4 separate regions of the Mus musculus genome follow, and all the other regions are linked to region 2. The links are chromatin loops, found by intact Hi-C in ENCODE. Cell type or tissue: left cerebral cortex. All regions are shown on one strand. Region 1 holds the start of Slc35c2 (solute carrier family 35, member C2). Region 2 holds the start of Gm29831 (a long non-coding RNA gene). Region 3 holds the start of Cdh22 (cadherin 22). Region 4 overlaps Trp53rka (transformation related protein 53 regulating kinase A).

What was found. Peaks named below come from ENCODE experiments on the same cell type or tissue, not always from the same donor. Only the 100,000 strongest peaks of a DNase experiment are listed, where the experiment ranks them.
Region 1: a loop joins it to region 2, with 2.6 times the contacts of the local background. A loop is called at or near these places in 5 of 42 quality-filtered maps.
Region 3: it touches region 2 in a loop (2.3-fold over the local background); 4 of 42 quality-filtered maps call a loop at or near these places.
Region 4: it touches region 2 in a loop (6-fold over the local background); 16 of 42 quality-filtered maps call a loop at or near these places.

Annotation. Positions count from the first base shown.
Region 1 is chr2:165,282,927-165,290,926 of GRCm38, forward strand. Slc35c2 (solute carrier family 35, member C2) reads right to left here and starts at 4,912. Exons shown (of 10, transcript NM_144893.2): 1 at 4,858-4,912; 2 at 323-677; 3 at 1-7. The coding sequence starts at 442. Elmo2 (engulfment and cell motility 2) reads right to left here. Exons shown (of 21, transcript NM_080287.2): 21 at 5,105-7,635. The coding sequence ends at 7,435. In left cerebral cortex, a CTCF peak has its summit at 4,875; DNase peaks (open chromatin) are centred at 3,668, 4,916, 5,550 and 5,837; H3K4me3 peaks cover 2,460 bases; H3K27ac peaks cover 4,329 bases.
Region 2 is chr2:165,359,746-165,367,745 of GRCm38, forward strand. Zfp663 (zinc finger protein 663) reads right to left here. Exons shown (of 6, transcript NM_001379474.1): 2 at 2,204-2,419; 3 at 220-343. The coding sequence starts at 234. Gm29831 (a long non-coding RNA gene) reads left to right here and starts at 7,426. Exons shown (of 3, transcript XR_001783548.2): 1 at 7,426-7,468; 2 at 7,862-8,000. In left cerebral cortex, CTCF peaks have their summits at 1,340 (motif pointing left), 3,735 (motif pointing left), 4,788 (motif pointing right) and 4,998; DNase peaks (open chromatin) are centred at 1,331 and 4,768.
Region 3 is chr2:165,228,830-165,236,829 of GRCm38, forward strand. Cdh22 (cadherin 22) reads right to left here and starts at 5,908. Exons shown (of 12, transcript NM_174988.3): 1 at 5,726-5,908. Gm36748 (a long non-coding RNA gene) reads left to right here. Exons shown (of 3, transcript XR_375215.3): 3 at 1-4,085. In left cerebral cortex, CTCF peaks have their summits at 4,738 (motif pointing right), 5,971 and 6,192; DNase peaks (open chromatin) are centred at 460, 2,027, 4,802, 5,959 and 1 more place; H3K4me3 peaks cover 2,482 bases; H3K27ac peaks cover 1,083 bases.
Region 4 is chr2:165,482,844-165,490,843 of GRCm38, forward strand. It overlaps Trp53rka (transformation related protein 53 regulating kinase A), which reads right to left. Exons shown (of 2, transcript NM_001007581.1): 2 at 7,269-8,000. Among named protein-coding and RNA genes, the nearest start is that of Trp53rka, 6.5 kb to the right of the region's middle. In left cerebral cortex, a CTCF peak has its summit at 4,524 (motif pointing left); DNase peaks (open chromatin) are centred at 551, 1,455, 3,193, 3,859 and 1 more place; H3K27ac peaks cover 349 bases.

The sequences.
Region 1 (8,000 bases), 77 kb before region 2:
GGAAGCTCTGTGAAGCCCAAAGACGACAGCAGGAGTGGAGAGATGCCACATTCCCCTCTATCTCCTCCCTATGGTGGCAGGGGCCAATCCTGTGCCCTGCATGACCCCTTGGAACAAGTGGCTGGTCCCCACTGTGGAGGTCACACAGAGAAGTGGCAGCCCAGGGACTCACTTCCTGTCCAATTTCATCACCGCCACCCCTGCTAGCCACCTGTTTATCCCGCCCGGGACCAGCGTCCAGGAAAAGCCACCATCACCCAATACAGCTGTACCAACTACAGCCACCTTAGTGCCGGTCCCTGCACTGGCAAGGTCTGGTTACCTTTGTCAGCCATTTGTTGTAGAACGTGATGCCTATGGAGAAGCAGTAGTATAGAAGGACCAGGCCCAGGGTCAGAGCTGCCTTCCACACAAAGGCGACGTCCAGGGCCCACCTCCCCATCCGTGGGCCAGCAGGAACAGGAGCCTCTCTTGAAGGTGGCTGGCAGGGAGAACCAGCAGGACTCGACCACGGTTTTCAAAGGGCAGCTCCCCTGGCTGGAAGGATCCTCTCGGCCTCCATGATGGGGAATGGGCAGTGGGCCCTTGATGGAGTCCTCACCTAAGGGGCTGGTGGCCAGAGCCAAACGGTCCCATGGTTAGCTGGATGCAGCGGTCACAGGTCCCCAGCGCTACTGCTGGAGAGAAGAGAGGCAGGGTCTGGTGGTGTGGCTACAGACCAGCTCTGGTTGCCATGAGACTGCAGAGATCATGAGTCCCACCCCCATCCAGGTAGGTACTTGAGGCTCTAGTGTACATTCAAACTGTCTTCCACGTGTTCCCACTACATGGGACCTTTCAACAGCTGACTGAGGTCTCATCAGTCAGCTTGCTCCAGACCTTTAGCAGCTCCCAGCTGGCCTTCAAGGCCAAAGCCCTGCCTGGAGGTCCAAGGTCTAATCTGGTCTAGTCTGTCTCTGCCAGTTTGTTCCCAGAAGGGACGGAGGGAACACCACACCCAACCCACCTTTCCATCCCTGTCAATGCGGCCACTTCAGTACAAATTCTCTTCCTCCAGAGCCTTTTTTTGGTAGCAATCTCAAGGGGTGTGATTTGAGTAGATAGACCTTTTTTCTTTTTAGTGCTGTGGTCAGAACCCAGGGCCTGAGGCTTGGGGCCATGATCCCTGTGAGCCACACCCCGTCCCCTAGTGTAATGCTTATAAGGTTGCACTCCAAGAGGGCTGCATGCACACCTGGCCTTCTCTATGTTCCCGTTTAGTCTGATGACTCTCTGACAGAGAGCATGTATGGGATTTCAGGTCTTTAGGACCTCAGGTGGATCAGCCATACCTTGCCCTGGTCTCCAACGGCTACTCCCAGAGAGGGGGTGCTTGCCAAACCAGACTACCTCTTGTCAGTCAGCCCAGCAACACCACTGAGTGCCCAGGGCAAGCCTGGCTCTGCATGGGTGGGCCCTGGCCCACTGTTAGACATCTGCTTCTTCGGGGGTACTACAGGTGCTTCCTCCCCACCAAGCTGAGATGCCAGCTCTCTGGGAACCTTCCAGAACCCTGAGCTTGGCCTCTTCCCCGATCAGGCTGGACAGACCACTCTGCACTCTGGAACCTGTTATCACATCTCCTCCCTGAGGGTAAACTGGGCTGGCTGTGGGCTTTGCCCAAAGGACTCCTGGACTGTGGCTATCTTTAGAGGACCTTAGAACCCTGAGTGGTGACCTGGAGGAGGCGCCCAGCGTTTAGTGAGCAGGGACTATAAAGGCTAAGAAGGATTCTGCATTCGGAATCTGAAAGTTACAAAGGCACAGGGCCGGCCACTGGTTTCAGCAACCGTTGTTTTCCAGGGCTCTGCCATACACTGAAACCGTTAAGAATACCACATGTGCTGCCCAAGTGGAAGAGTTCCCAGTCTGGAAAACCCGCTTTGCAACAGTGCTCACGGCCCTGGAGCTGCGGGCCTGGGGGCTGTGTGCTTCCCCTCATGGTGGGCTCACTCTTGTGCATTCTGCAGCACGAGGAACTCACCAGTGGTCTCACTGTGACTCCAGCACCACAGAAATAGACAAGAGGGAAACAGCTTATTTCACCAGCAATCCTTTCCCATTACTGTTTGGACACCACTGATGTCCAGGTTAATAAACAGGCTGTGACTAAAGGCACGGTGGGACCATCAGGGAGGCCCTGCCCCACTTGCCTAAGGCAGCCTGGTACCTTGACCTTGACCTGCTTTCTGCACACTGACACCTGCCCAGCATGCAGCCGGCTCTGGTCACCATGAACTCTAGAGGCAGATCTAGCTGCTGACTAGACCTGTTCACCTGGGCCACTAATCTCAGGCTCCTGTGGATATTGCTAAACAGTTGGGGACCCAGGGTCAAACGTTCTTCAAACAAACCTCCAGACCCACATTCTCTTATTCTCTAGGACTCTGCAGCCTGGCACTACTGAATCTTTCTGGAAGAGGCCAGTCTTTTTTGTTTGTTTGTTTGTTTTGTTTTGTCTTTCAAGACAGGGTTTCTCTGTATAGCCCTGGCTGTCCTGGAACTTGCTCTGTAGACCAGGCTGGCCTTGAACTCAGAGATCTGCCTGCTTCTGCCTCCCAGGTGCTGGGATTAAAGGCGTGTGCCACCACTCTAAGATTGCCCGACAAGGCCAATCTTATAGGCTGCAATCTGTTAACAAATCCCTGTTTCTACCCACCAGATGCCACAAGCATCATGTCCCCAAACCCAAGTTGTAACAACCCAGACTGTGTCCAAAAATCCCTTTGTAGTGCTGGCACAGCATGTGGAGGGTCTGGGTTGAGTCTCCGACACTCCAGAGCAGCCCGTGCAGTCCTCCCTGAGAACCGCTGCCCCGCCCCTTCCCAGGCAGTCACGGGGCATGCTATATGGGGCATCCTGTTCTCTTTTCTCTCAACGTACTAACCTGCCTACTTCGGCGCACTTCCTCCTTGGTCACCATACTGCCATTTGTCCACTGCTCAAGTCTCCCCTTTCCTTCAGAGCCTGTCTAGCTCCCCACCTCTATGGGGCACCATGCAGAAAGTCACCTATCCCCCCACACAGACAGAACCAGAAAGGACCTTGGAAGCAGATAGCCACTCTGTGTCCCCACTAAACAGCGGTTTGCCTCACACTGGCTATACAGATGTAAAATTCCTAAGGGCCTTACCCTCCCTCCATGGTAATGGAGAGCAGGCTTCTAATCACATCTACCCAAGCAAGGAATTTAGTAAGTGTCCCTTTCCCCAAGAAACAGTGGCTCCCTCAGCGCAGGGTGGGGCGACACTGTAGCACCTGGCTGCCCTCTACCTCCTCAGCTGGAACGTGGGTGTCCAGCTTAGTGCCTCAGAGCACAGCAGAGATCTGTGAGAAAAGCCGTCTGCGTCCCCTACAACTGAGACTCTGAGTTATCTGACTCAGTTTCTCTGGCCGTGTGGTTTGGGGGGCAGAGGGATCACTGGCACGAGGAGCAGCACTTGGCACTGGCGAATGGCAGGAGTCATTCTGTCACCTACAGCAAAGTTTCCAAATGTCAGGCCCCACTCCCTTACCTCAGTCTGTCAGGCTGTTCACCCAGGCAGTTACTCTTTCCCTGTCACCTCGCCAGAGCCCGGGTTTCTGTGGCTCTGCTCACGAAACTGACAGCTTCCTCCTCAGAGACCTAGCGGGTGCAACTTGCCACAGTCTCTGGAGTCTTCCTTCTTTCTGACTCATTCAGTAAGCACAGATGCCTGAGGGCTGCAGCCCAGCCTCTCTTTGCCGCCTTCATTCCCAGCCCACCACGACCAACCCCGTAACTCCAGCCGACAGCTCAACCTCAAGGTGCTGCAAGGAGCTACCTTAATATTCCTCGGGTCTTCATCTGACTCTCAAGTCACTTAGAAACGGCCAACCGAACAACTGTTTTCTTTGGCAGAAGGCAGTCAGCACCAGTGAAGCCATTGCTGCCTCCCTCGGCATCCCTCATCTCCTGCCTTGTCAAGTCCACCTCTAGTTATTCCTTGACCCACCCACTTCTCTTCACTTCCTCTCCCACCACCACACACTACACCACAGTTTCCGTTCACCTACTGCCTGCACTTGCCTGCAGTCCACAAGGAGCCAGAGACTGGTGGAATGGTTAGTGTGGTCAACCTGACAGAAGCTAGGGTCACCTGGGAGACGGGCCTCGGAGCATACCAGGAAGGGATTGATTCTCTTGATCAGGTTAACCGATGTGAGGAGACCCAGGTAGCTGTGGGCAGGAACTCCTGGCCTCCATAAAGAAGGGAGAGTGCACTAGCAGGCACTGATGGCTCTCAAGATTCTATACTTCAGAACTGTGGAAACGACGTGGCCAGCTGCTTCAAGCACTTACTGCCCTGACTTCCTCACGACGGACAGCACCAAGAACTATGGGGGAAATAAGCTCTTTCTTTCTTTCTTTCTTCCTTCCTTCCTTAAGTTGCATCAGGGAAAGAAACTAAGACTGCCGGTCCCAACAGACCGGAGACCCCGGGGCTGGGTCCGCAAGTTCTCCCTGGATCCTGCCTGCCAGCTGCAACGCCACGTACAGCCGTGTGCCCGGAACATCAGCCGGCGTCCTCCTCGGCAAGGCAACCTGATGCTCTCTGCTCTGGTCCCCTTCCCCAGGACCCCCATTGCGCGTGGCACTTAACACCGCGTGACGACTGTGTTTGCTCACGTGTCCCTGCCGCGCCTGCTCGGCAGTATCCACCTGGTTCCCCCCATCCCCAAGACCCGGCCCCTCGTACGTGCTCGGCGAATGCCAGGCGAACGGGCCCAGAGCCACTGGAAAGCTGGGGAAACTGAGGCCGGGCGAGAAGGCAGGGGACCGCCCACACGCCCACTTACCTCCGCCCAGGCTCTCGCCGGGAGCCTCCTGCCGGAAGCTCGAGGTGGGCACTGTGCCTCAGGAGGCGAGACTTCCGCCGGAAGTCGGTGGGGTGGGCGGAGCCAGAGCATCTCTAAGGCGGCTACAGCAAGCTTCCCAACACGGTCCCTCTGTACCTTTCCCTTAAACGGGCACCAGGAACGAATCACAGCTACTAATAACTCTGTACAGGGCTTATTTCTTCAGGGACTTCAAGCAGCAGGGAAATGACATGACAACCATTAAATTTTATTAGTAAAACGTCCTGGCAAAGTGATAATGGACACTTTGTGACATTGCGTATGCCTATAAATTTGTGAGAATTATTCAATAGGCTGAGTACGTGAAGTTCATCGCAGAGGAAATGGAACCCAAAAGGAAGGGGGTAAGAAGGATCTAGTCTTACCGGGAGCCCAGGGAAGCAGGTTACAGTGGCCGCAGAACACCAATTTAGCACACCTGGATTTGACTCATTTCAGGTACAGAGTATGTGGGCAAGATAACCTCTAAGCCATGCAAGCTAGGGCTGCAGACCCGAGCTGGCCCAGTTCTCGGCGTCTGCTCATCCGGGCTCTACTAGGACTGGCTGCAAACAGGAATCCTTGCACATGACTTGGCTGGGCTCCTGGCTCCTAGCAGAAGGCTCAAGGCCAGCGTGTAAGCTGTGCTTTGTGCACACTGCTGCTGTAGGCTGTTGCCAGCTGGCATCACGAAAGCATTCGTTGATTCAATGCTTCCTGAGACCTACAATGGTGCCCATCGCAGCCCAAGGTCTTGGCTTCGTTCAGCCCTCAAAGCCTGCGTTGCATGCACTTTCTATGCCTTCTGAAAGCGCCTGTCCTCACCCCCTTCTGACTGAGGCAAGGGGAAGTATCTATTTTCATCACTGCCTTCATTCAAACCTCCCAGCTACCAAGGCTGCTGATGGGAGCACCAGCTTAAAGCACCAGCTGGCAAGCTGGGCACTAACTGCAGGCAACATGCGGGGTGCGGAACATGTCTTCTTTGAAAGGCACAAGTACTCGAGCTGTTCCCTGGCTGTGTCCCTGGCAGGGGAAAAAGGGAGGATGGGTTCTTGGGGGTGTACAGTATGCCTTTCCACGTTGTACCCAGCACGACTGAGCAGAAAACGCTCTGTCCTGTAGCACAAGCTGTGAGCATCCTTAGCCAGCAGGTGTGAGTAGTTTGCGCATGACAAGAGCAGGAGAGATGAGGGGAGAGGGAGATGCTCTCAGAGTGGCTGGGAGCTCTCCACATGCTCCCAGGCACACTGAAATGAAGGCTGTCAGGCCGCTCCTCACCCTTGGGACAGGGAATAAGTGCAGAGGAAGAGGTGTGGATAGGAAGCAGTCTACATGAAAGAGTATTTATTGAAAACACATCACTGACAGGAAGCTCCTGGCTGCTCTCTGGTTACACTCACAGCTCATGACTGAGAGCACTACAGTTTTGTTCTTGATTTTATTTTCCCTTAAACATTCTATCCTAAGATAGGAAGATCTTATATAAATATATATACATGTCTGTATAAGTATGGCCTATAGTAAAGAAAATATATAGTACACTCTTCACTGGGTAGTACCCACCATGCCAGGCTACCAGTACTGAATACCACCATGGTAACATGCGTCCAAGGAAAGAGGCTGTGCGCGTGGGCTTCCAGTGCTGCAGCACCAATGAAGGCCGTGGCACAGCTGTGGCCCCAGCCGCTGTGAAATCATGGCTAATGGCACAAACCACAGCGCCAGGAAGGGGAGAAAGGGAAGGCAACACCCCTGTCTGAGGCAGGAGGGAAGCAAACGGAGGGGCCTGTAACTGAGGGGGCATGGGAATATTGTGCCTCAGCAAGGAAGAGAGAGGACTGGAGGGGTAGGGGGAGCCAGAGGCCTCAGCCTGCCTTTCCCTGCAGTGTTCATTCCTAAAGCCTAAGAGAGCAGGACTCAGGCTGGAGGCCTCTGCCTGGCCAGGATGAGGCTGAGGGCTTGGGGCAAAATTACTACCTGTCCTGATACCTGCAAGGACAAGAGAGACGGGTGTCTCTAGAGACTAGACATGGTAGGGCCAAACCCCAGAGGCAGCAGCATGAGGCACAGGACGAGGCTGGGATGAGCCCTCAGAGACCTATTAAGCAGGAGCTCAAGGCCTGTTCTTGCCTGAGCCACCTGAAGACAGTCACTCCGAGGCTCTCACCGAGCTCCCCAGGCCTCTTGCCCCCATGGTCAGCCTTTCATGGACCAGCTTTGGCCCACATGGGCTCTCCAACAAACCAGAGAGGAGACTTGAAAGGAAAGGGGATGGCTGTCAGTAGGTCCAGTACCAGATGCAGATGTGACGCAGAGCGGGAGGCAGGAGCCTCATGAGTTCACCCCTCCAAGCCCGACCCAGGCTCTGTGGTGCTGAGGAGGGCAGCATGCCCTGACTTCATGACTCCTGGTGGATGGGACAGAGAGAAGCTCTGGGTCCCACTGGCTCTGAGGAGTAGTTACCACAATCACTACAGAGTTTGTACAAGTGGCGTGGGCTGCCAGTGTCTCTCCTGGGCCCCAGTCCCTTCCCGCTCAGCCATAGTGATAGACGAAGTCATAGCTGCTGGGCTCCTTGGGGACCGGAGGTGGCGCCTCGGGGATCTGAATGTTCTCCAAGTCCAGAAGCCGCAGCTTCATCTCCATGCTCAGCAGCGTGTCCAAGTCGCTCTTGGTTAGCTCGCTGGACATATCCTTCCCCAGGAGAGCGCTGAGTCCATCAATCCAGATGCAGTACTGTGGGCAAGTTGCAAAAGTGACACAGTGGCCCTGGGGGCTGCAGTGGGACTCACAGCAGTGCTGTTGGGTACCATTCAAAATATGCAAAACTCATGGGAGACAAGAGCAAGGGAAGCAGGAAGATGAGCATCATATCAACTGATAGTGTCTGGGGGATTCATGTGGGAATTTAAAAAATAATAGGAAATGTGATCTACAATGCAGTTCTGGAGACCAAGAGAACAGAAACCAGGACTGGAGCAGAAAACACACTCAATGAAAACACACACACTCAATGAACACACACACACTCAATGAACACACACACACTCAATGAACACATACACACTCAATGAACACACATACTCAATGAACACACACAC
Region 2 (8,000 bases):
GCTGAGATGTGCGTGTGGTGACCACCTGTGAGGATAGAGGATGTCTGTCCTCACCTCCCCACCTTATTTGAGACAGGGTCTCTTCAGTCTGTGCACCATGGCTAACTGGCTGTGGGTTTCTGGAGGGTCTCCTGTCTCTGCCTCCTGGTAGGGAGCACACTGGAGTTGCTGAGGTTTGTGCCACTTGCCTAGTGGTTTCTTGGGGCTGTGTCACCATACCTGGCTTTTAAACATGGGTGCTGGAGTTCTGTACTCAGGTCCTTATGCATCTCGGTGGGCAATTCACCCTCCGAGCCATCTCTCCAGTCGTTGTCTGTGCACAGCAAGCTCTGGGCAACTGCAGCTGTAGCATGAGTAAAGGCTTAGAGGGTAGCTGAAAACAGAGCTGGTGTTAGAGGAGTTACAGGGAGGGTGGTGAGAGAGGAGGAGACTGGAGGCCTGGGAGAGGCCAGAACAGTTCAAGTGTGGGGGAGGGGCAGAGGAAGAAAGGGTAGGCTGGTGGCTCCCATCAGCACATCCCTTGGCAATCTTAGTGTATGCACACAGTCCTCAAGTAATCCCCCAAACTAGAGGTCAACAAGTTTAGTTTTAGACAAACAAACAAACAAACAAACAAACTCCCAAAGGTAATGGAAATTCCAGTATTTTTTACAAACACACCTCTGGTTTAGCCTGTTCATATCTCATGAAACATCTCCCTTCTTGGGGATCATCTATGGGTTGCAGAGACACACAGGCAACTCAGCTAACACAACTAGATTTATATTTTGAGAGCAACACTCTAGGAACAAACTATAGATTGACTTAAGGAGCCGATTCTCAGGTTAGAGAGATGCCTCAGTGCTAAAGAGCACTGGCTGCTCTTGTGGATGACAGGGGTTTGAGGCCAGCACCCACATGGCGGCCCACACGCCTTTAATTTCCATTCTATGGGGTCCAATGCTCTCTTCAGGCCTCCTTGGGTACCAGGCATGCATGGAGACAAAACACCCATATACATTTAATTTAAAAAGAAAGGAAGGAAGGAAGAGAGAAAGAGAGAGAAAGAAAAGAGGAAGAAAGAGAAAGAACGAAAGAAAGAAAGAAAGAAAGAAAGAAAGAAAGAGGAAGGAAGGAAGGAAGGAAGGAAGGAAGGAAGGAAAGGAAGGAAGGAAGGAAGGAAGGAAGGAAGGAAGGAAGGAAGGAAGGAAGAAAGAAAGAAGGGAGGAAGGAAGGGAAGAAGAGAGAAACTGGTTCTCAGCCACAGCAGTGGTTGCCTCCCTGGGGACATCTGGCAACATCTGTGGGCTGCACATTTGCTACACTGAGAGGGCAGCACTAGTGTAGTGCTGCCATCTAGTGGATTCATCCAGACACACAGCTAAACGCCCTACAACAAAGCAAGTTGACCTCTCTCCAAGTGATCAGGTTAGGAAGTGGATCCAGTAAGAAGTTAGAGACTTCTCTAACAGCTGGGATAAGGTCACTGTGACAGAGTGTGCCTGGAGTTGAGCAGGAAAGAAGAGAAGGAGAGGAGCTTTGAAGGTAGTGAGTGGGCACGCGGCTTAGGGCCACATACTGTCCTGAGATGAGATTGTAAAGCCCAAAGAATGTGCTGGGGAGAGAGGGAATGGGAAGAGATCAAGAGGGAAGGGAGGGAGGGAAGTAGGGAAAGACAGAAAGAGGTGGGAAGGGAAGGTGAGGGAGAGGGAGAGAGGAAGGGAAGGGAAGGAGGAAGGGAGGGAGAGATGGGCATAAGATAAGCTTTGGACTCCAGAGAGAGAGATAGGGACAAGCCCACTCTTTTAGAAATCAGATCTATCTCCGAAGTAGAAACTTTTAGTTCTTTGGAAAGTTAGTTATGTCAAATGGTGGTTTGCTGGGGCACACAGGTGAAAGGATCTTTTGCTAAAGCAGACACGTGAAAGACAGTTTTCCTGAAGCAGACACACGTGAAACGATGTTTGGATAGAGCAGACATGCGAGAGGACCCTTGATGAAGGAGTGAGTATAAATATGACCCCACCCACAGACACTCTTGATGAAGGAGTATAAATACGACCCCACGGACAATGGGGGACGAGCACTGAGCATCGGTTTGATTTGTTCTGTCTCGCTATTCTTCACTAAAGTCACGCATGTATTGGTACATGTCTTTAGTGAAGACCTTACATAGTGCTGTTGAGCTCAACTTATGCTAACACCACCACTGAGAGACACTCACCCGAGAACTGCTTGTGAGGCTCCTGCGGCAGCTTGCTGCTTCTGCAGCCTTGCCTTAGGCCGGTTAGGAAGCCTGGCAGTTTCTTCAGGATTGACCTACAGCTGCTGGTTGGTGCCTGGTATCTTCCTGCAGAAAGGACTGGTCTGTAGCTGCTGGTTCATGCCTGGTATCTGCTGGTCTGCAGCGGCTGAGTCGTATTTGGTATTTGCTACAGGACTGAACCCAAGAAGATCAAGTTCGTCCCCAAAGAACTACAGCTGAACAGGTCCACTTCCCCCAGATCTTAACAATTTTTCTCTTCCACGACCTCTGCTGGGTGGTGGGCTATTGGAGAGACTGAACTCTTACTAAAAGTAAGTTGCAAAAAAAATTATGCCTACATATCTCAGCAGTATCCAAAACTGCAAGGAGGGAATTGTCCACAAAGAACCGGAAGATTGGAGAAGCAGAGGCAGTAGTAACCAGTACAGAAAACTCATAGGCCCTGAGGCCCAAGAAGGGACTGGAAGCAGGGCTTTGGGTCTGCAGTGGTGCTCAGAAATGACAAGCCCAAGAATGAGTGGCTTTCTAGGGTTTGTGTCACACAGCTCGCTCTTCTGCTCTTGCGTCTTGAGAGAGAAGCAAGGGCGTCCCAGGCTTGTTGTCCTCACAGAGGAGCACAGGGCCGGGCTGTGGGCATGTCAGAAATTTCTATTAGTTTCTGGCAGACAGTGAGTGGGTGGCAGGTACCCCAGGCACCTGTTGCCACCCCACAGACACAGACTGAGCAGCGCCTCAGATCTCCTTATAGAACCCAGCAAGGCCTTTTAGCTTAGAAAGCGCAGAGGCTGGGGGTTGACCAGAGCTGTGATCAGCAGACAGACTGCCAGACTTCTGGGCAGATCCTCAGCCCTGAGGGTTAATATTCAGGGTCGTTCCCTAGAATGCGCAGGGTACTGTCCCCTGGAGTCTGAGACCTTCAGAGCCAGTCAGGAGCTGGGCACTGTGCAGAGCGCCCTGATGCGGCACGATTTTCTTCTGGGTGATTCTGGGGGAATAGTAAATCCCACTCTCTGTCAGAGGAGGGGTCCCCTGGAGTTTGTCTCCCTGTCTCAATCTATACAGTCTGAAGACAACATCCTAAGGCATCTCCCATCATCTCGCGTGAAAGGCCTCAGGCCAGGCCCTATCCCATGGGAAAGATCAGGAGCGGAGCCTCAGCTCCAGGTAGCAGAGCAAATGCAGACAGCCACCCGGGTAGCTGCAGCACAGAAGACGGAAAAGACCTGTGACATGAGAATAAGAGAGAATCAAGGTCCGAAAAGCAAGCTGGGGAAGGGGCTCACAGGCCGCAGAACCAATGCAATGTGAGTGAGAAACTGATGATAAGCCAGGGAAGATGGGAATGGCTGTAAGCATCAAAGAGAGGGGCTGGAGAGATGGCTCAGAGAGCACTGGGTGATCTTCCAGAGGTCCCAAGTTCAATTCCCAGCACCCAATATGGTGGCTCATAACTGTCTATAATGGGATCTAGTGCCCCCTTCTGGCCTGCAGGCATACATGCAGGCAGCATGCTGTATACATGCTGAGAGGGCTGGGGCGGAGCGCCTGCGTATAGTCCGTATATAAGGCCTTGGATTCACTCACCAATACTGGGGACAATAGAGATTGAAGGAAAATAAAGTTGGGCCGGGGAGATGGCTCGGTGGGCAAGACACTTGTCTCCAAGCTTGAGAACCAGAACCAGAAGCTGGAAGGAGAGAACGGAGTCCGAGACTTCTGACCTGCATTTGCACACAGTGGCACGTGCACTGCCCCTCCCCCCAAAGCGAAAGAACAGAAAGCCGGATGGACGGCCCTCTTAGTGGCCAGCCATAGACGGAAGCTCAGAATGGGGAGACAGCATGAAAGGGTGGAGGCATTGTGGCTGGAGGGGTGGCTTGGGTCGGATTCCCAAGTGGCTAGGACAGAGAGGAAGGTGGGAAGATCAAGTGCAGGGGGACCTGGAGAGTCCCCAGGAAGGGGGCGGGATTTCTCTCTGTGAAGACAGACAGGAGCCAAGTGGGCAGGCATGATGGCCTGGTTACATATGACACCAGAGGACAAATGAGAAAGAGGATGTAGTCACTAAGTCACCAGTGCCACCCACTTGTTCTCTCCCAGTGCCCGTGATACTGCAGACTGCCTTTCTCAGTAGTCAGAGGGCTTCGACCCAGACTCCGTGCGCTATTCCCTTAGTCATAGGACTGAGCGGTACACCGGACTTCAGACAACCCAGGTTCAGAGGACAGACGAGCAGTAACCCTATGCGGTGTGTTTCTCTGCCTCCATCCAAACTCAGCAGAATCCCAAAGAGAACAAAACTCATCGCCAGGTAGTGGTGGCAGACAGAAAGATCACGAGCGCTGTCGTGCCCCAGGGGTGTGCAGGCAATATGCTTTCGGTCTCACACAAAGCCACCTATGGTGGGTACCAAGCCCAAGAACTCTCGATGCCCCGAAGGACAGCTGATGCAGGCTGTGGCCATCTCGGGTGAGGCCATAAAACCAACCACTGAACGCAGACCGCCTGCTCTTCCTCAGGCGGCGCTGTGCCGCCAGAGCCAGCGGCCAGCAGAGGGCGCCTCAAACTCCCTCGCCATCTAAGAGGGGCTCGGCTCCCAGTGGCATCCAAGAAGCAAAAACTCAAGATTTTAAAGTCTTAGCATGTGGGCAAGCTAGAACACGAAAAGGTGAAAATTAGCTCTCAGAACTTGTGCTTGAGGTGGGCGCCATATAACCAAACAGCTAAGGTGCAGCCTTGGGATTATTTCAGCTGAAAAGATGATCTAACTGTCGGTAGCTCTCAGGAAAAGGATGTGATAAGTGTATGCTCAATAATGCTGTCAGAATCATATGGGGTACTCCAGGGAGAGATGTTAATGGCTACTGGAACAAGACACATAACCCTAAACTGTACATCATACTCTAGATGGAGCCAGTGAGCTGGCTCAGTGGGAAAGGGAGTTTGTCCCCGAGCCTGACCTCCTGAATTTGATCCCCATAACCCACAGGGTGAGAAGAGAACTAACTTCCACACGTTTTCCTCCATCGTCCACAGGAACACTGTGGTATGCACACGCTCCTCCCCCCCCCCACATAAATAAATAAAGTCAAAAATAATGGTATCACAACTGATCAACTATTAGAACTTTGTCATTCTGCGCCCTAAATAGGAATACAAGGATTACCAGAAAATGGATGTCAAATTCAAGATTACTACTGTTACGGTAGCTAGACGGCACGCTACAAACTCTTAGAATGTGTGTTCTATAAGGGAAGGCTAGAGTGGAAAGGGAAGATTGTGCAGATGGTTTGCATAAAGCGGATTCCCACCAGAGCCGTGACCATCCACGGGACGTCACTGCAAGAGAAACAGACAGTGAAATCATGATGCAAGGGAAGTGAGTATATTACTGAATGACTGACAGGGGACCATGGCTACAGATTGACTGAAAGGGAACATAGGTACCAAAAATGCAAAGAACCCAGCTGGCAATTCTCCCGAGTTGTGTTCATGTCCCTGTGTTCTGGGAGAGTTGCAGAGGCAGTGGGAGAGGGAAGGGACAGAACCACCAAGGTCCTCAGAGCCTTGCTAGAAATCCACTTGTATGTGCTGACAAATGACCATGTGGGAGACGATGTCACCCAGTTCTTCAGAAAGGCAGGTAGATGAAGGCTCAGGGAGGGGACAATCAACACCTGGAGCTCAGAGAAAGCAGCGTTCTACCAGGGAGCCAGCCCTGGCCTCTTGCTGGCCTTTCACAGTGACCAGGGCCTCTTTGGATTTAACAGCAAACAAACATGCACAGCACGGAGTGAAGCTGGGAAAGAGCCGGCTAAGCAAATGGTTAGAGCACAGGATGACGTCAGGCCTCAGATCATTGGCGTGTCCTGATGTCTGGGGTTTACTGTTAAGAATTGAGTGTATCGGTATACTCAGAGCTGTTTCCAGCACTCAGGAGGCAGAGGCAGGAGGATGTAACATTGGAACCCGGCCTGAGCTACACAGAAGAACTCTGCTTCAAACAAACAAACAAACAGTACAAAAATAAACAAATGAATAAAGAAACATTTTATAAAGGAAGATGAAGGAGAAAGAATATGGATATGTGTTTAAGTGCATATACATGTATGAATGTCTGCACACATGCATGTACATATGTATGACTATATACATGCTGGGGTTGGGGGGGACGACAGACAATAAAGCTGTCTCTCACTATAGTATTTTCAACTTTCGTATGTTTTGAGTATTTCTGTAATAAATGGTGTAAATCAATTTATAGGTTTTGTTTTGCTTTAAGACTAGGTCTCACTGTGTTGCCCTGGCTGGTCTAGAACTCTCTACACAGACCAGGCTGGTTTCAAACTCAGAGCTCCATCTACCTCTTCATCCCAGGTTGCTGAGGTTAAAGGTGTGAGTCCTTGAACCTAGTCTGTGTGAAATAATGAAGATGTTGCAAATATCTGTTCATTTACCTTTCTACATAGACTTTAACTCTCCTTAACACCCTAACTCAAATTACGAATTTTTAAAAAGAATTTCCTTCTTGTTCTGTGCATGTGTGTATATGGGGACATGTGTGGGAGTGCCCCAGGAGCCCAGAAGACATCAGGTCCCCTGGAGCTGGAGTTATGGGTGACTGGAGCTGCTTGATGCGGGCGCTCAGAAACAAACTCAGGTCTTCAGCAAGAGCAGCGCGTGCTATTCCATCTCTCAAATCCCAACTCAAAGGATCTATGCTGCTGGCAACGGGGTCAGTGCTTTAAGTCAGATCTGTCATTTCAGTATCTCCAAAGGAGTTTTGTTTGGTTTCAAGAGATTTGACTTAACTGAGACATGTGGACAGTGGCCTTGGAGTCAGAGAGTCTCACTGATTCTCACGCAGTCTACTTGCGATGCTGGGGACTGACTACTCTTGTTCAGCGCTGGGGTCTGGCAGCCATGGCCTCATTTAGTGCTTGTATCCAATGATGTAGATACCACTGTTACTCCCCGAGGAAATGCAGGTGAGGAATAGCAGAGCCATTCTTATGGAGGGATGCGTTTCGAAATGTGAGCCATGTAGTAGTTAAGGATTGCTAATTTTGAAGCAGAGCAGCACACCTCCTGAACTGGGATTGGGCAGCACAGCCCTGAGGTCCAGCAGTGTGAGAAGCAGGTTATGGGAGGAGCTTCCAGGGGGCGGGGCCACCGCCTCTGCCTGCACTTCCTCCTCATATCACCTCCTGGCCATCTTCCAAGGTACTCTATGCCCAAGCGCTGCTTTTGCTTGCCTCCCTTGGCTGGCCTAACTCACTTCCTCCCTTTGGAAGGTGGCGCACGCCACTGCTGAAGGGCAGGGGTCTCATGGGGTGATGGTTCAGGAAGAAGGCTCTGCAAGGGCTTCACAAACTGAATGTGGACTCTGCCTGTTTCTTGGGCCTCTGTCCTGCAGCTGTGGTACACTGCAACCTAGACGGGAGGGGAGGAGGGAGGGAGGCGGAAGGGGAGGAAGGAGGGGAGGAGGGAGGGAGGCGGAAGGGGAGGAAGGAGGGGAGGAGGGAGGGGAGGAGGGAGGGGAGGGGGGAGTGAGAGGAGGAAGGGCCTCCCCTGGGGAGATTCCTGCTTCTGGTGTGTCCTTTTTTTCCCTCACAGGATCTGTGATCAGAGAACTCTGAATCTGACTTCAAGGTACCCCGCCCCCTCTCAAGTGAATGTCCAGACCAATGGTGACACCACCCAAAATGAATTTGGAGGCCTCTTTGCAGACTTCAGGAGTTCTGTACCCAGCTGT
Region 3 (8,000 bases), 130 kb before region 2:
TCTCAAGCCTGACCTCCTGAGTCCATCCCCGGAACCTAGAAGATGGAGGAGAGAGCTGACTGCACAAAGTTTGCCTCTGCCCTCTACCTGCATGCCATGGCACGTGTGCCCCCCCACACACACACACGCACACACACACAAACATACAATAATGATGATGATGATAATAATACATGATCTATTGAAAAACAAATGCCAGAAATGAACAAGGCAAGGACAAGGGGCTGGCGAACTTTAGGCCGGGCGGCTGCCCTTGGCCTCGGAGCTGTGGCTATCTCCCCGTGCAGGAGCCATAGGTGTGCTGGCTCCCACACTGAGTGGCTCTAAGCCCCTCCCTAAGCCCACACTTGATGCAGCAGAGGCAGGCTGGCGGTGTGCCACATGCCAGGCTCCACACCCAGGAGACAGAAGGAAATGTCCACACCAGCCTCTGTGGAGTCTCCCTCCATGCGTGGGCCCTCTATGTACTGCAGGCTTCTCCGTGGTTGGAGTGGCCAGGGGTGGGGACATCCTGCCGGTGGTAGGTGGCTTGGCACTGTTGTCAGTGACAGCCTTCACCCACCGGGTGCCAGAAATGGCCTCTGACCCGGATTCATTTCTAGACATCACCCAATGTCCTTTGGGGACCAAAAGTGGCTCTGGCTGAGAAACACTGAGGACATGCGGAGAGCAAGAAAGAGGGAAATCTCCTCCTAGGGTTCGAGGCAGAGTGGTGGCCACTGGGTGGTGGCATAGGGCTCACTGGGCAGCATCTGAACCCGAGAATTAGGAGCCCTACAAGACCTCTTAATGCTTCAGACTAGATGTGGGGTGAACCCCCTCAGCCTTGGGACCTCACAGACATGTGTCCAGCCCCCACAAGGAACCTGGCTTTTCATCACTGTACCCTGGGTCCCGTCAGCCTCTCGCAAGCATCTGTCCCCGGCCGGTCCCCACTGCTTCTGTAACCCTTGCCCCATATTTACTGTCACCATGACCCAAGAGCTTCATGCGCCAGACATGGGCACACGCGTGTCCACCGCATTCATCTGGCCCTCTTGGGCCCTAAAGGCAGCAGTCGTAGCAGGCCTAGCAATGGCAGCCCTGGACCTGGCTTCCCAATTTAGCCACTCTCCCTGCAGCTGGGCTGAAGCTTCTGCAGACAAATGTCACCAGGTGCTTCCCTTGTTGAGACCCTCAGGGTCCCCACTGCTCAGAGACACCATCCCATATCGCCTTCCTGCTTCCTGTGGCTCTCCAGCCATACAGGCCCTGCTTCCGAAGCCCCAGGGGTGGCTTCCCTGGGATCCCCATTCCATGCAATTGCTTCAGCAACTGGGTTGGCAGTTTCCCACCCTTTCCCCCTCAGGGGACTTCCAAACCCCTGAGCCTGGAGCCCCCTTCCTCTCCAGTCTGCCTCCCCCTTGCTCCTTAAAGGACCATTATTCAATCCTACAGGGCCCTGCTTATACCTCACTCTGAAAGTTTCTGCCACTCACCCACAGCTCTTACCACCGCGCTGAGAACCGCTTAATTATCCGCGGGCCATGCTGGACCGATGGCCTCCTGCTGTCTGGGATTAACAGTTGTGTTTCCCACCCTCAGCACACCGCTCAGCACAAACTCATGCCTAGCAAACACATGCTCGTGTGTTGGGTTTTTTTTCCAACTAGATGATGAACGGATGGAAAACTGCACAGACAAGTGCATGTGTGACCTAGGGAAGAGACTGTTGCGTAAGTTGGGTCATGGGGCTTTGGACTGGGTGTTGAGAGGAAGAGCCGTTCAGGCCTTGAGCAGGATCATTGGGTTGGAGGCATCGTAGAAGATAAAAGAGGATGCAGAGGGGTTACAAGGACCTTGAATGTCACTGTGCAGAATCTAGACTTAATTCAGTAGGCGATGGGGAGCCATGGAGGGGTTTTAATCAAGCAAGTGACGTGATCCCACCTGTGCTGAGGAAGGATGCCTGTGACTGCAGCAAGGACTGTGGTAGGAGGAAGACCGGAGGCCTGCAGGCTGGCGAGGAGGTTTCCATCATGATGCCTGAGTCAGAGTGGGAATCACGGGATGGGTTGGGGGAGAGAAGGCAGAAACTAGGACAAAAACGAATCTGTGAAATCTAGAACCTTCCTTTGTCCCTTGCTACTTAACCAGCCAGTTTCCACAACCCTGGAAGCTCAGGAGGAGCCTGAGATCAGAAAAAGTCTGATTCTAGCCCCCAGGTAGGCAAGCCATTGTGGCAAAGCCATTGCGCTCAGGATTATTAACAGAGTATTACCATAATCAATTTTGTGGTTAACCAGCGACCTAAGTGCCCATCATGGTGCAGAGGAAACTAACTTATGCATCTTTCTTTCTTTCTTTCTTTCTTTCTTTCTTTCTTTCTTTCTTTCTTTCCTTCTTTCCTTTTTTTCCCCACTCAGCAACCTAACAACTGAGGTTCAGAGGTTCAGAGAGGTGAAGTAACTTGTCCAAAGTCACACAGGCCCCAAGTCATAAGCCCCGCTTGCATCATCGACAGAGCTGGTTGGTGGCAAGCAGACAGTCAAAGCCTGGGGGTTCTCATGAGGAAATAAGGAGTCCGTCCCCTCCACGTGATTGCAGGTAAGGTGGGGCCGGGAGGAAGCATGGTAGTAAAGAAGCACCTTCAGGCTCTGGAACCTTCTATACTCAGACCCAGACTATACTCAGATGTAGGGAGGCATGGTCCCCTGTAAGAGAGTCTGGCTTAGGAGTGGGTACTGTTTGTGTCCTTAGCATTAACAAAACAGGAGCCTCTTAGGGCAAGCAGCAACATGGGCCCAGAACCCAGGAGCATCACCTTTGTGCAAATTAGAGGAGAGTGTGCCCTCCTCCGGGCTCATGCAGTGCCTTTAGGGCTCCGACTTGTTGAGTGGAGCCCAAATAGATTTTAGATCCTCTTCTCCTCCTGTGCTGAATGCCCTCAAGACAGTCAACAGCCAGCCCAAGGGCACGACAGCTATGCCTCCAGCCTCCCTGTTCTAAACCTCTGCCTCGCACATACATAGACTCAGGCTGTTGTGCAAGGTAACTTTCCTGTTAGTTTTTACCCTTTCCTTGTGAGATGAAGTCTAGTAGTGCCCATTGTCTGGATGACAATGTTGAGATCAGAGCCTGTCCTGTGTAAGGCAGGGGTGGGGTGGGGTGGGAACATGACCTTAGGCTTTTGTTTTTTGTTTTTGTTTATTTTTAGAGATCCCAGTTACAGAACTCAAGCGGCCAAGAAGCAGAGGCATCCCATCCAACATTCCATCTTAAGGGTGCTCTGAGAAGCTAAAGCTGATGGAGAGCCTCCTTTGTATGTGGGGGACATTCAGGAAACAAGGCTTCAGTTCCTGAGCCTGGACTGAGGTGTTGGTCTCCTCCCAGCCAAGAACGACTGATGCAGCCTGTCTTGGTTCCCGAGGGAGGGCTGGTATAACCCTAGCTTGGGTCTCAGCCTAGCCCCCCACCCTCTCCTAGGCTTCCCAGCAAGGGTGCAGTTACATAAACAGAAACTCATTCCCCCCCCCCCCCCGGGCTGTATTTCCAATGGATTTTCCTGATGGAAGAAAACAAGAGAAAAACTCAGATAAAAGAGGAAATTTAATTGGCCAACTCCTTTATTGGTGTGGTAAATAAACTGTTCCAAACTTTGCTGTGGTGAAGATCCCTGTTCCATCTCCAGCCCGAGGCCTCACAGGGAGTCTCAGAACTCCACAGGATACGGACACAGAGAACCCCAGAGGGGGAAAGAGGCTGAGGCCCAGCCTCTGTGCAAAAGCAACCAAGCCACACACACACACACACACACACACACACACACACACACACACACTATACACATGTACCCAGGGTCACCACAGTTTTTCACTTAACAGCTTTCTCCCCCTGAGAGCTCTGGGGATCTACCTTAAATACCTCATGCTGCATGGAAGCAAACGCCTTCCTGCTTTGCCTGCAGTCTGAGGACAAGAAATGGATCCATTTTCCCTCACACTCACCCAGCATACAATTGGTGAGGCCCGGATATCAGGGTGTCTGGGTTCCCATTCTGCCTTTTGATAGTGTTTGCCCTGTGACCCCAGAACCCACCCTCCAATAAATACTTCAGGATGGGAAGGAGGACAGCCCAGGTAGATAGAATCAGACAGGGTGCCCCAGAGGCAGATGTCCTAGGCTGAGAGACCTAGCTTGGTAAAGCACCTGCTGGGGAGCACAGGTACTCTTGTAGTGAAGGAAGATCACAGAGACACCCCCACTTCATCCCAAGCAGTGTTTAAGGGAACACTGGAAAAAGCCGGGAATCCTGCTGCCGCAGAGTAGAGGCTGGCTTGGGGAAGAAGATGCCTTCTGACCTGACAGACACTGAGGCAAGAAGGGTGAAAGAAGGTGGCAACACTGAGGATGAGACGGGCCAAGCCCCCACATCCCAAAAAGAGTCAGGGTGGGCACTGGTGGGCTAGCGTGGGAGATACTCTGAGGGACAGAGGACATAATGGATAGGCTTCCAGGACAGAAGGAGAAGAAGCAGAGGCAGTAGCCAATACTAACAATCAAGACTCTGGCCAAGTTGAGCACTCCTGCTGGTTCTGGGACCCAGGGAGCTCATCAGATGGAACGCACACCCTCCGACCAACGCCGCCGCCGACTAGGAAGGGTAGGAGAGAAAGCAGGGGGCTCCTAGCAGCGCGAGCCGGACAAGCCTTCAACCGGCCGGGCCCCGCAGGCTTCAGCCGTCGCTGCTGTGCCCGCCAGCAGGGGGTGCCTCTGCGGCTTGGGGAGACCTCGGGGGACTCCAGCCTCTCTCTGCGCTCCGCCCGCTGCACCCTACAGGGTCGTCTCCAGCAGCACCCAAGCTGGGGCAGGGACCCGACCAGGCCACAGCGGAAGTGGCGAAGTCAGGTCCCGAGCCAAGGGAGACGTGGTTAGGGATAGTGTCTATCGAGGGTCCCGCAGCCTGTACGCCCTCACAGTCGCAAGGTCCACGCCTCCCGGTTCCGCACCCCGGCCTCCGGAGGGTCAGTCCCGAGTGGCGCGTGCTTTGGACGTGAGCCTGTGAAGCCCGGTCCTTCTCCGTGGTGGGGACAGAGTCCCCGGAGTCGTGTGCGGATGAAGAGGGTAGAGCTACCTCTCAATCTCCACCGGCCATCCGACGGCCGAAGGGAGCAGGGGGTCACGTCGGCAGGGCCACAAGGGTCCTCATAGCCTGTCCAGCTCACCCCACCCAGGGGTGGCCGCAGCCGCGCGTGTCGCCGCGGCTCGACCCGCACACGCACCCGCGCGGCGCACACGCTCCCGCCGCGCCGATCGCCGGGCCTCCGGGAGGGGCTGCGAGCCGAGCCGGGGCGGCGCGGGGTGGGCGGCGGGAATGCCGGGGTCCCGGCCCGTACAGAGGCTGGATTCTCCATCTCCCCACCCCTCCCCGCACTCCGGCCCTACACCCCTGGCGCAGACACCCCCTTCCTCCCCGGCCTCGGGGGCATCCTGGAGCTCAGGACACAGGGACCGCGACTCCCGGGCCGGGAGGTGGCCGGGCTGGGCTCCGCGCCGGGGAAAGTTTGGACGTGGGAAAGTCCCTGTCTCCCCGCCGGGGAGGGGGCGCGGGATGGGCGCGCTTCAGCTGTTGCCCCGGAGCCCGCGCCGCGCCGCGCCCGCCTCTCCCCGGCCCGTGCACCCTCCCGGCCCGCAGCCTTCCCCAGCGGCGATCGGTTGTCCTCCCGCGGGTGCCGCGCGCTCTTACCTTGGGGAGCGGCCGGACTGCACCCTGGTCCGCGCCTTGGGACGCCAGCAAGCGGCAGGATCACAGCCAGGTCCGGCTCTGGCGTCCGCTCGGAGGAGCCGAGGGAGAGCGGGAGCGAGAGGGGGAGCCGCGGCGGCGAGTGCGCGCGTGTGTGGAGGAGCGAGAGAGCGAGGGAGTGTGCGTGTCTGACTAGGGGGGAAGTGTGCAAGGGACGGATCCCTTCCTTCCTCCCGCAGCCTCTGGTGGAGACTCGGAGAATGCAGCGCCCGCCGGGCAGGAGCGCCGAGCAGCGCCGAGCCGCAGGCGGCCGCCGGGCCGGACCCCGCAGCCAGCCGGGGAGCCCGGCCCCCGCCCCGACCGCACCCCTCCCTCGCCTGCGGGGCCCGGAGGCTCCGTCTCCCCCGTCGCCGGCAGCGGGAAAGCCCCCGGGGGAGTGCTCCTTCTCCTCCTCCCAGCCCAGATCCGCGCGAAGGGAGCGCCCCCAGGAGGGGAGCGGGCTCCCTCCTTGCCTGGCGGTTCAGCTGCCCCGAGGCACCCGTGGCAGACTAGACCCTGTCCCCACCACTCCCCTGGCCAGACTTCGCTGCATCTAGCCCCCCTTCCCCCACACACTATGAAAGCCCGGCTTCAAAAGAAGGGGGTGCAAGCGAAGGTAGAGGCGGGCTTCTCAAGTGGCCACCCCTGGCTGGCTGCCCAGAAAGGCCCTTTGCACAGACCGAGGCTTCAGAGACAATCACTGAACATTGAGGTGGACAGAGCCCCTGCCCCGGGGCTGGGAGTCTGCTGGCAGGTGGAAGGTCAGTTGTCCTGGGAAGAGAGCCACGCTGGTCATTCCTCTTTAGGAGCGAGCTCTGGAAGTCCTGTGCCTCCAGCCAGAATAAAAGAGTAGGCAAACAAGACAGTCCAGCCTAAACTTCGTGCCCTCTAGCATGAGGCTAATAAAATCCACCCCCACCCCCCACTGTCCAGAAACGCTTGCAAAGCCAGATTTTCCGTTCTTGCTCAAATTCAGCTAGCCCAATGCCCGATGTCTTTTCTGCCTAGACTGTTTCCTTTTTCTTAGCTGCATGGGTGCCAGCCAGGTGACTGAAGTGACCGTGCAGCTGTATGTCTTTGCCATCTGCCCCTAACCAAGCATCCTGGCCTGCAAAACAGACGCTGAGTTAAAGAGGTGACAACGCCCTCCCTCCGAGACCCTGATTCCTGATGGTCCCTAGGGACCCATACTCCAGCTCGCCCTGGCCTGCTCACCACCGGGAGCTCTAATTTCCACTCTCCCACTCCTCCCTAGTGACTGGTGTCTCCTCTGGGTGGTTGCATTTCTAGTCCTTCCAGCTGAACTCCATCACTCTTATTTATTTTGAGATTTATTCTCCACCTCGACAGCCGGTTCCCTCCCTTAAGTCCTTCTTCTCTCGGTTCATTCCCTTCATTGATCTCCCAAGCGTTGCTTTTGTGCAGTCTCCTGGTCTTTTTCCTCCCCAACCTCTCTATTCTTAGCCTCTACTCTTTCATGCTTTCAGAGACCAGAGGCTGGCCTTCCAGATGCATCTCCACACTTTCTGCTTTCTCCCTCTCTCCCCGACTCACTTTTTGCAGCTGTGGATCCTTCTTTTCTGTCCCTGCCCCAGGCCTGGCTGTGTGCTGACCCCTCAGGACTCTGACCTAATTACAGGGCCATAGGTTGTTTGGGCCTGGGCTGTGATAGCCTCCACATTTGCCTGCACACAGTGGGGTAAGCCACAAAGTCTCTTCTCCCCAGAACTCCATTAGAGCCTTACCTTTTACTCTCCCAACATCTCACCTTCCCCTTTAGGTTGCCTCCTACCCTTATCCAAAAACCTCCTCTCGGCGGCCTCACGTCCTGGGTTCTGGGAGCACTTGAGATTCACCATCGTCAGAACTGCTGTGATTTTGCTTGTATGCAGATCGGTCCTATTTTACAGACGAGGAAACATTTTGGAATATCAGGAATACACAGGCAAAGTGGTGAGAGTGGATTAGTTAGTACATCCTGCCTGGGTTCTCTGCTCTGGAAGAGGGTAAGCCAGGGCTCTTCTGACTGTAGCAGTAGGTGGCAAGAACAGGAAGAGATCCCATGAAAATCTTGGGGTGTCATAGAGGTCTCTTTCCCAGCATTGACTCAGATCAGATGACACCAATGTAACAACAGCAGCTAGTAAGCCCTGTACTACCTATTAATTTTTATGTAGATTATTTCATTTGATTGACACAGCAGACAACCTACAAATTTATAGACAGGGAGGCTGGGGCA
Region 4 (8,000 bases), 120 kb after region 2:
CCACACTGTTCATACTCAGCCACACTGTCTCAAGAGGCCTCTTGGGCCAGGTTGGGCTGGCCCCAAGACATATAGGGCAAAAACTAAATGTGACTTCAGGTGTCTGTTGTGCCGCCACACTCTTAAGGTCAGAGAGAGGCGTGCCTGTGATTTCCGGTAGCCATTAAAGGACTTGTGTCTCAAGAGTGCTGAAGAACTTCATATAGGACGTCAATGGCAGAGTTATAGAACAGCACCTGGAGAACTGAGGCAGGGGAATCACAAGTTTGAGGCTAGCCTGAGCTACATAGCAAGACCTGCCTCAAACAGGGAGCGAGGGATGGGGAAAGAGAGAAAAAAAGACAAACCTGAGACTGGGCAGCAGGCCCCACAGTGCTTACTGCTGCAAAGAAACCAAGCAGGAAGGAGGGAGGGGCATAGGCAGCCTCCTCTGCTTCCTTCCCAGGATGATGGCTCCTCCCCGCTCCTCTCCTGGGCCACTGTCAGCATCTCCCAGTGTGACACTGCTTGGAACCTCCAAGAGCAATATTGGCTTTGAGATGGGTCCCAGCAGAGCTCTCAGGTGGGGGCTGGGATTAGTGGCCCCCCTAGTGGCCTAGAGGGCCAGCCACTCATCCTTGGGGCTTTCCTTCCTATGGGGCGGGCTGTACTCCGGCTCCTGGCAGAGGGGGAGGCTACACACAGTGGCCTTTGATCCAATCAGACCCCCAACATTCTCATTGTTTTTTGTTCCGAATCCCAAGCCAGGATTGTTTTCTGCTTTGCCTCTAGCAGGGAAGCTGGTGGGTAGGTGGAGCCTGTGTACGCGTGTGGCTCTCTGTGTTTGTGTACGTATATATGTTTGAGGATATGTGGAGTGTATGTGTCTGTATGTGATGTATTTGTGTATTCATGTGTGTGTGTATTTGCGTGTATATATGTATATATGTGTGAGATTGTGCTTTTATATGCACTCATGTGCATATATAACTGCATATATGTGATAATGTGTGTATATGTATTAAGTGGGCATGTGTGTATTTGCATGTGTGTGTGTGTACACCTTTATGTGTGTTCTGGGCAGTGGAAGGCTCATATTAATTCTTAATACTCCTCTCCAGTGAGCATCACCAGGTCCTGTTCAACTCCCCACAGTTTTGGCAGCAGCAGAGTAACATAGAAAGGGCAGGCATGGTCTATGGCCGATCATCACCAAGTGCAGAAACCAGAGCCTGCCCATCCTTTCAGGGGCAGCCAAGTCACTGTCCTTCCTAAGCTGCCAGGACTTTGCTGCTGGTCTGTGCTCTGGGCTGAAGACAGAGCCACAGGAGCCCTGTCCTGTTTCACTTCTCTTGCTGGCAAAACAGCAGCTTTGGGGAGAGGGCTCACTATAGCTACAATTCCAGGCTTTAGTCTATTATTTTAGGGAATTCACAGTGGGAGGAGCTCGAGGCAGCTGGTCACATCACACCCACAGTCAAGGGCGGAGAGGAAGGAACGCATGCCTGTTTGCTTCCTTATGTGCGCTCAACTGAATTTCTCCATTCTTATCTAGTACATGGCCCCTGCCAACAGCATGGACTGCCATGCTGAGTAAGTGTGGAGACAAAGAAAAAGTATGGATGTGATTTGAGACATGATAAGTTAGGGTGCCTGGAGACATGAGGAAGGCTTGCAGACTGTCTTCTCTGGGACTCGCAAAGGCTCTGGGGGGAGTAACGTGCAGATGAAGAGGGGAGGTTCCCCCCTGTCTTACATTCTGTGAGGTCCGTATGGCAGGAATGTTGGGCCCAGAAGCAGCCTGAGTGAAGGATGGTGAGGAGGGGTGGAGCTGGGTGAGGGGAGCACAGAGTCCCCTCAAAAGTGTGTGTGTGTGTGTGGGGGGGGAGAACAGACCCATGAGGCTCTCTCCAGATGCTCTTTCCATAGAAGTCAGCTCCCTGGATTTCTGCAACCACCCAACTGTTCAACATGGGCAGCTGAAGACAGTGTGGGCCCAGCCAGAAGGTGCAGCAATGTCTGACCCACACCAAATGCTTCACCTTACAGGTGGGGAAACTGAGGCCCAAGGAAACCTGGACTCTCCAAGTGCACAGAGGCAGCTGGAGATTGGCTAGGCCTTGAGTGGGATCGATCTGAGCGCAAGATGGGTCTGGAATGGTCTTTCACTGCCCCTACCTTGAGCTAAGTGGGCAAGTCCATGTTTCCCAAAATCCCTACATGACCAAGCAAGGCAGCAGGTGCTGGAGACAAGGTGGCCCCTCAGGCCTGTAAGTTATCTTCTCGGGCTCATATTCTTTGGACTTCAGGTAGCCACAGTGGCCCTTTCAGTGAGTAGTAAGCAGAGGCCTACTTGCATGTGCTGTGAGACAGGGAACAGGGCTGGGATAAAGCCAAATGGCAGAGGACAAGTTCCTTCCCCACCTGCCTCGGCACACCATCATTTTCCTCTCTCTTCTTGACTCCTTACCTTTGCTGTGGCCTCGTGGCCTCAAGAAGGCTGCTGAGCTGCCAGACATCACCACGTTTAAAAAGCAGGAACTGTTGCCAGGCTTGGTGACACATACTTTTGATTCCAGCATTGAGGAGGCAGAGGCAGGCAGATCTCTATGGGTTCAAGGCCAGTGTCTGCTAACAATGAGTTCCAAGACAGCCAGAGCTACATGGTAACACCTTGTCTCACACCCTGACCCTCCAAAATAAATAATAAAAGTAGAAATTGTTAAGGGGTGTGTGTTGGGGGTTTGGACAGGGAGAAAGTTCTCATTCCACTCTCCTATCAGGGACAAATCTCCCAAAGAAGGCATCTTTGCCCTGGTGCTTCACATAGAACTCCTCTATCAAGAACTAGCCTGGTTGGAGAGATGGCTCAGTGGTTAAGAGCACCGACTGCTCTTCCAGAGGTCCTGAGTTCAATTCCCAGCAACCACATGATGGCTCACAGCCATCTGTAATGGAATCCGATGTCCTCTTCTGGCGTCTCAGTGTACTCATATACATAAAATAAATAAAATCTAGATTCTGAATATAAGAAAATAAAAAAGAAAGTTAAAAAAAAACTAGCCTGAACCTCTCCTAATGAATTCCTAGACACATGGTGTGTTGTGCAGTAGCAATGGGGTTGACTCTGTAGGTTGTCAAGAGGAAAGCTGACTCAACTCTGTCATCTGGAACATATCGAAAGCTGTCTCCTGCCTTCCCAGCATGCACTTCTAGCTTTCCTCTTGGCATCCCTTGCTTTTCCTCAGTTAGAAATGCAGATTCTCTGGCAACGAGGGAAGCAGGAACTAGCCTCGTTACTCAGTCTACAGTGGGCTGCCACAGCCTGTCTTCAGTCTCCATAAACAATACCACTTGAATGGCTTCATGACAGTGCTTGCTCACTGTGGTGTGCCTAGCCTTGTGGCCATGTCCCACCTGAATGGTGACATCTGTGTCTGTAGTGCTCTGTGACTCAGCTCCCCTTCAAGGAAGGACTGGAGTTTCAGGGAGGGACAGCAGCTTCTGGCTGTCAAGCATGGGGGCATGGGTCTCCTTGCCCATGCCCCTGCTCCACCTCAGGGAGGCCCACTGGAGACTCTGTGATGTGGGATACCAAAGGCCTGGCCACCCTGTCCCATCATGGGACATTTCTGACAGCCATCTGGCTGCATAGCTTTGGGGCTGGCTGAGGGTTGCTGGCCCATCTCCTGGCTCATCTCTTGCCTCTGCAAGCCTCTCTCTCCCATTACCTCCTGTACAGCTTGACTCAGGGTCTGCCTCCTGGGACCTGAGCCAAGACTGCTTACAGCAGCACCACAGGGGGCACCCAGCCTGCCCTCTTTCCAGATGAGGACAGAGGTACAGGAGGGGCTCCAGGCCCGCAGCTACAAGCAGAGAGACATGGATAAAAAGCCAGCGAACTTCCACACATTGGAGTAGCACGGCGTTGAAAAGGGTCCAGCAAGATGGTCCGACAGGTTAACCTGCCTGCTGCCAAGTCTGAAAACCCAAGTTCAATAGCAAGGATGCACATGGTGGAAGGAGTGTCAACTCCCACAGGCTCTACATGCAGTGGTACATGTAAATTTAAAAAAATTTTTTTTCCAAAGTGTGTCCCTCTGCCTGCTGAGTCTGGAGGAATGCAGAGCCAGGCAGCAGGAAGCCCCAGGAGGAAGTCCTAGTGTTCAGCACTAGTCAGGGCCCCAGGACAGACAATGGGATTTCCCCATTGCTGGGAATGCCCCGTGGTCCAGCCAAAGTGCTCACCCAACACCTACGGGAGGGCCAAGCGAAGAGGATGGGTGAGAGGTTGGGGCAGAAAGAGCAATCTGCCTCACGTGTGGTACTGAGTGGTCACTGAAGTGTCTGCCAGGGTGGAAGCCAGAAGTGGCGTCCACTCGCTGTGAGCTGAGGAGCAGGCTCAAGAAGGGGAGAGAATGGCAAGCTGGGCAGGAGAGAAGGAAATGAGGGAGGGAGGGAGGAGGGGAGAGAGGGACAGGAAAGCTTTTCTCCACCTCTACCTGTCCCAGAGTGACGGTGACAGGCGACCTCTGGTGGCACAAGGCAGACACTGCCTTGGTGTCAGATGCCTTGAATCAGACTTTAGCTGCTGGTGAGGGGCTGCTCCATCAGGGCTGGGGGGACAGCAACACTGTGACTGGGAAGGCAGTGAGGTGCTGGCCTGAGTGCAGGGTCAATCAAGTGCTGAAACCCTCACTAGCTAGGACAGATAATTTAACCTTTAAAAATAAAATTGGGAGCCAGGCATGGTGATGCATGCCTTGAACTCAGACCAGCACATGGGAGACAGAGGCAGGTTAATCTGTGTTTGAGGACAGCCTGATCTCCTTAATAACAAGTTCCAAGTCTGCTAAAACACACACACACACACACACACACACACACACACACACACACACACACACACACACACACACACGTATGTATGTATGTATGTGATGGCTTGTATATGCTCGGCCCATAGAGTAGTACTTTTAGAAGGTGTGGCCTTGCTGGAGTAGGTGTGTCACTATGGGAGTGGGCTTTAAGACCCTCATCCTAGCTGCCTGGAAATCAGTATTCTGCTAGCAGCCTTCAGATGAAGATGTAGAACTCTCAGCTCCTCCTGCACCATGCCTGCCTGGATGCTGCCATGTTCACACATTGATGATAATGGACTGAACCTCTGAACCTGTAAGCCAGCCCCAATTAAATGTTGTTCTTATGAGAGCTGCCTTGGTCATGATGTCTCTTTACAGCAGTAAAACCCTAATATACATGTGTATATGTATATATATTCTCTTAAAAATCAAATTGGCAAAGCATGGCTCACATCAGCTCTTAGCTGCCTCTTTTTGTAAAGCTCAGTAGCAGAATCAGCTCTTACTTTTGATGTCACATCTCACACCCCACCCCCACCTTCACAAGGGGGGAGGGCTTCCCTGTCCTGTACAGTAGTGTTCTGTGGACATGGCCTGCTCATCTTGTACTTACCAGCATACCTTTGAGGCACACACCATTCACTACTCATGGCCCCACGGACTGCTTGCAAATGTAGTTACAGTAGAGGAGAGAGTGGCCAGGGTCCTCTCAGGGCTGGGCATGTATCCGTGTTGTGTTTTACTTCCCTAGCCCTATCCAGACTCAGACTTTAAGCCCTGCTCCATTTCTCTGCACCTGCTACCTCCTGTAACATGCTTTCATATGTGCAAAGATCTTAGTGATTCTCAACTGGGCTGGTAGTGTCAAACCTGGGGTATGAGTCCCAGCCACCATTTCCAGTGGCCCTAGGACATATTTCCCTAATGGACTGGGCTTTGCACCAAGTTGCCAGAGCTATTGTCTCATCCTAGCAAAACACTTCTTGCTCTCACATAGACTGAGGACCTGGAGCTGCAAAGGTCCCCTGTGCCCTTTGTGAGACTCCATCCCTGGCAAGCTCCCTTCCCATCACAGGCAAGGACTGGGTGCAGATGGGTAACACTCCTGCTGGGGGGCGTTACTAGGCTCATCATCTCTCTCGTACCTGCAAAGATGTGCCCTCAGTGCTACTGCTACCAATAGGCCACACCTCACCAAGTCCACCCAGACCAGGGACTTCACTGCATGCCCACTGCTGCTTCCTCCCCAGCCACTGTCACCAAAGGGTGGATGTAGTAGCAGCCCGTGGATATCAAGTGTCTCGCTTCCTCTCTTCCCCACAGCTCTTTGTATGCCAGCAACCAACGCACCCACAAAAGGATAAAACTTTTACCGCTGAAAATCCTAGGAGGCTTACAAAGGAAACCATCTTGATAGGGGACCCTGCATGAACTGGCCTTCCCCAGCCTCCTCACCCATTTTCTGCATTGTGGAACTGGCCTTGTCCCCCAGGACTTTTCACCAACTTCGCATGACCATGCGGCCCTAGAATCCCTCCCTAGGCTCCAGAACCTCGGGTTTGCTTTACACCTTCCCTCGACACAAGACGGTCATGCATTCTGTCCTACAGGCAAAGCACGGTTCCCTGCTCCTCTTGAGTGTCAGGGCCAGCACTGTGAACACTAGGGATCTAATGTATGTGTGTATCAGACAGTCATCTCCTCAGGCAACTAACTGTCCTTTCTGTACGTGAGGAAACTGAGGGTAGGCCTTCTCCATTATGTTGATGGTAACGCCGGCTCCCCTGGCCCTTAGAAGTCATTGAAAATGTTATACAAATCGGTGTCTTATAAAGTCAGTCATATTGGATGCTTCAGTTCTTGTCGGGTCAGTAGGGTATGGTGGCTCACACATGCAAACTCAGTACCGGGAGGCTGAGACATGCTTGAGATAGTTTTGAACATTTCACAAAAGCACTGAAACTCATGGAAAGAGCGCTGGCTCTGGAGTCCTGAGAGGGCATCTCTTGCTCCCCGTGAGACCTAGGCCAGCTCCTTGTACAGCCCACCACTCACAGTGAAGACATCCCAAGGACTGCTTTATTGCTGGCTATGAAAACTCCTGGCACAGAACCTGGCATACACTGAGCAAAGCAGGCAATATTAATCTGTACTAGTGACATCCACCTGGGAAGGGACATCTTCACCCTCTCCTGGCCATCTGTCACAGCAGGCCACTCAGGTGGCAGCAGCTGTGGTGAATGGAACAGTCCTGGTCCTGTTAGAACTCAGTTTTCAGACTCAGTCCACCCAGATTATCAACCTCATCACACGCTCCCTCACCATCTCTGCTGAGAGACAACCCAGCTCCCTTCTCTACCCACATGAGCTTCACGACCTATGGCTACAGAGCAGCAAAAACTCAGTGTTCCAGGTCTCCGAAAACTGTTCTTTTTCAAAAGATTTATTTATGCAGATGAGTGCTCTATCTGCATGTAACCCTGCAAGCCGGAAGAGAGCATCGGATCCCATTACAGATAGTTGTGAGCCACTGTGTGGTTGCTGGGAATTGAACTCAGGACCTCTGGAAGGGTAGTCAGTGCCCTTAACCTCCCCGCCCCCTTGTTTTTGCTGTTGAAAAACTGTGAGCCTGCTTTCCTATAAAAGAAAAAATGGAAGTACTTTTTTTTTCATCTTTTAACAACTCTCAAGAATATTTTAACAATGTGTTCTTGCTACTTTTGTTATCCGTGTGTTCAGGAGGGGGGGGGGAGTGGGGGAGGACATGAGCACATAGGTGCAGGCTCCTGAGCAGGCGGAGGCAGCACTGGGTCCCTCAGCTGGGTGCTGGAAACCACACTGGAGTCCTTTGGAAGAGCAAGTACTCCTAGATCCAGGCCACCTCTCCAGCCCCTCAAAAACATCCTTTATATCAAACTCCAGACACCCACGTAGGAATCCACACTTGGAACAAGCTCCACGGAGCAGTCCACTGCATCCCAGTCGGAGCCTGTTCTGCTTTCTCAAAGTGGAGTTTACATCCACTGAACTAGCCTCGAGCACAGTCTTCATACATATAACAAATACCCGACCAGAGTAAAAGGCAGACAAAAAACTGCATCCCAAACTGAGTCCCTGCCTTGTCCTTCCAGGGTGTCTCAGCTCAAGGCTGCCTGCTCT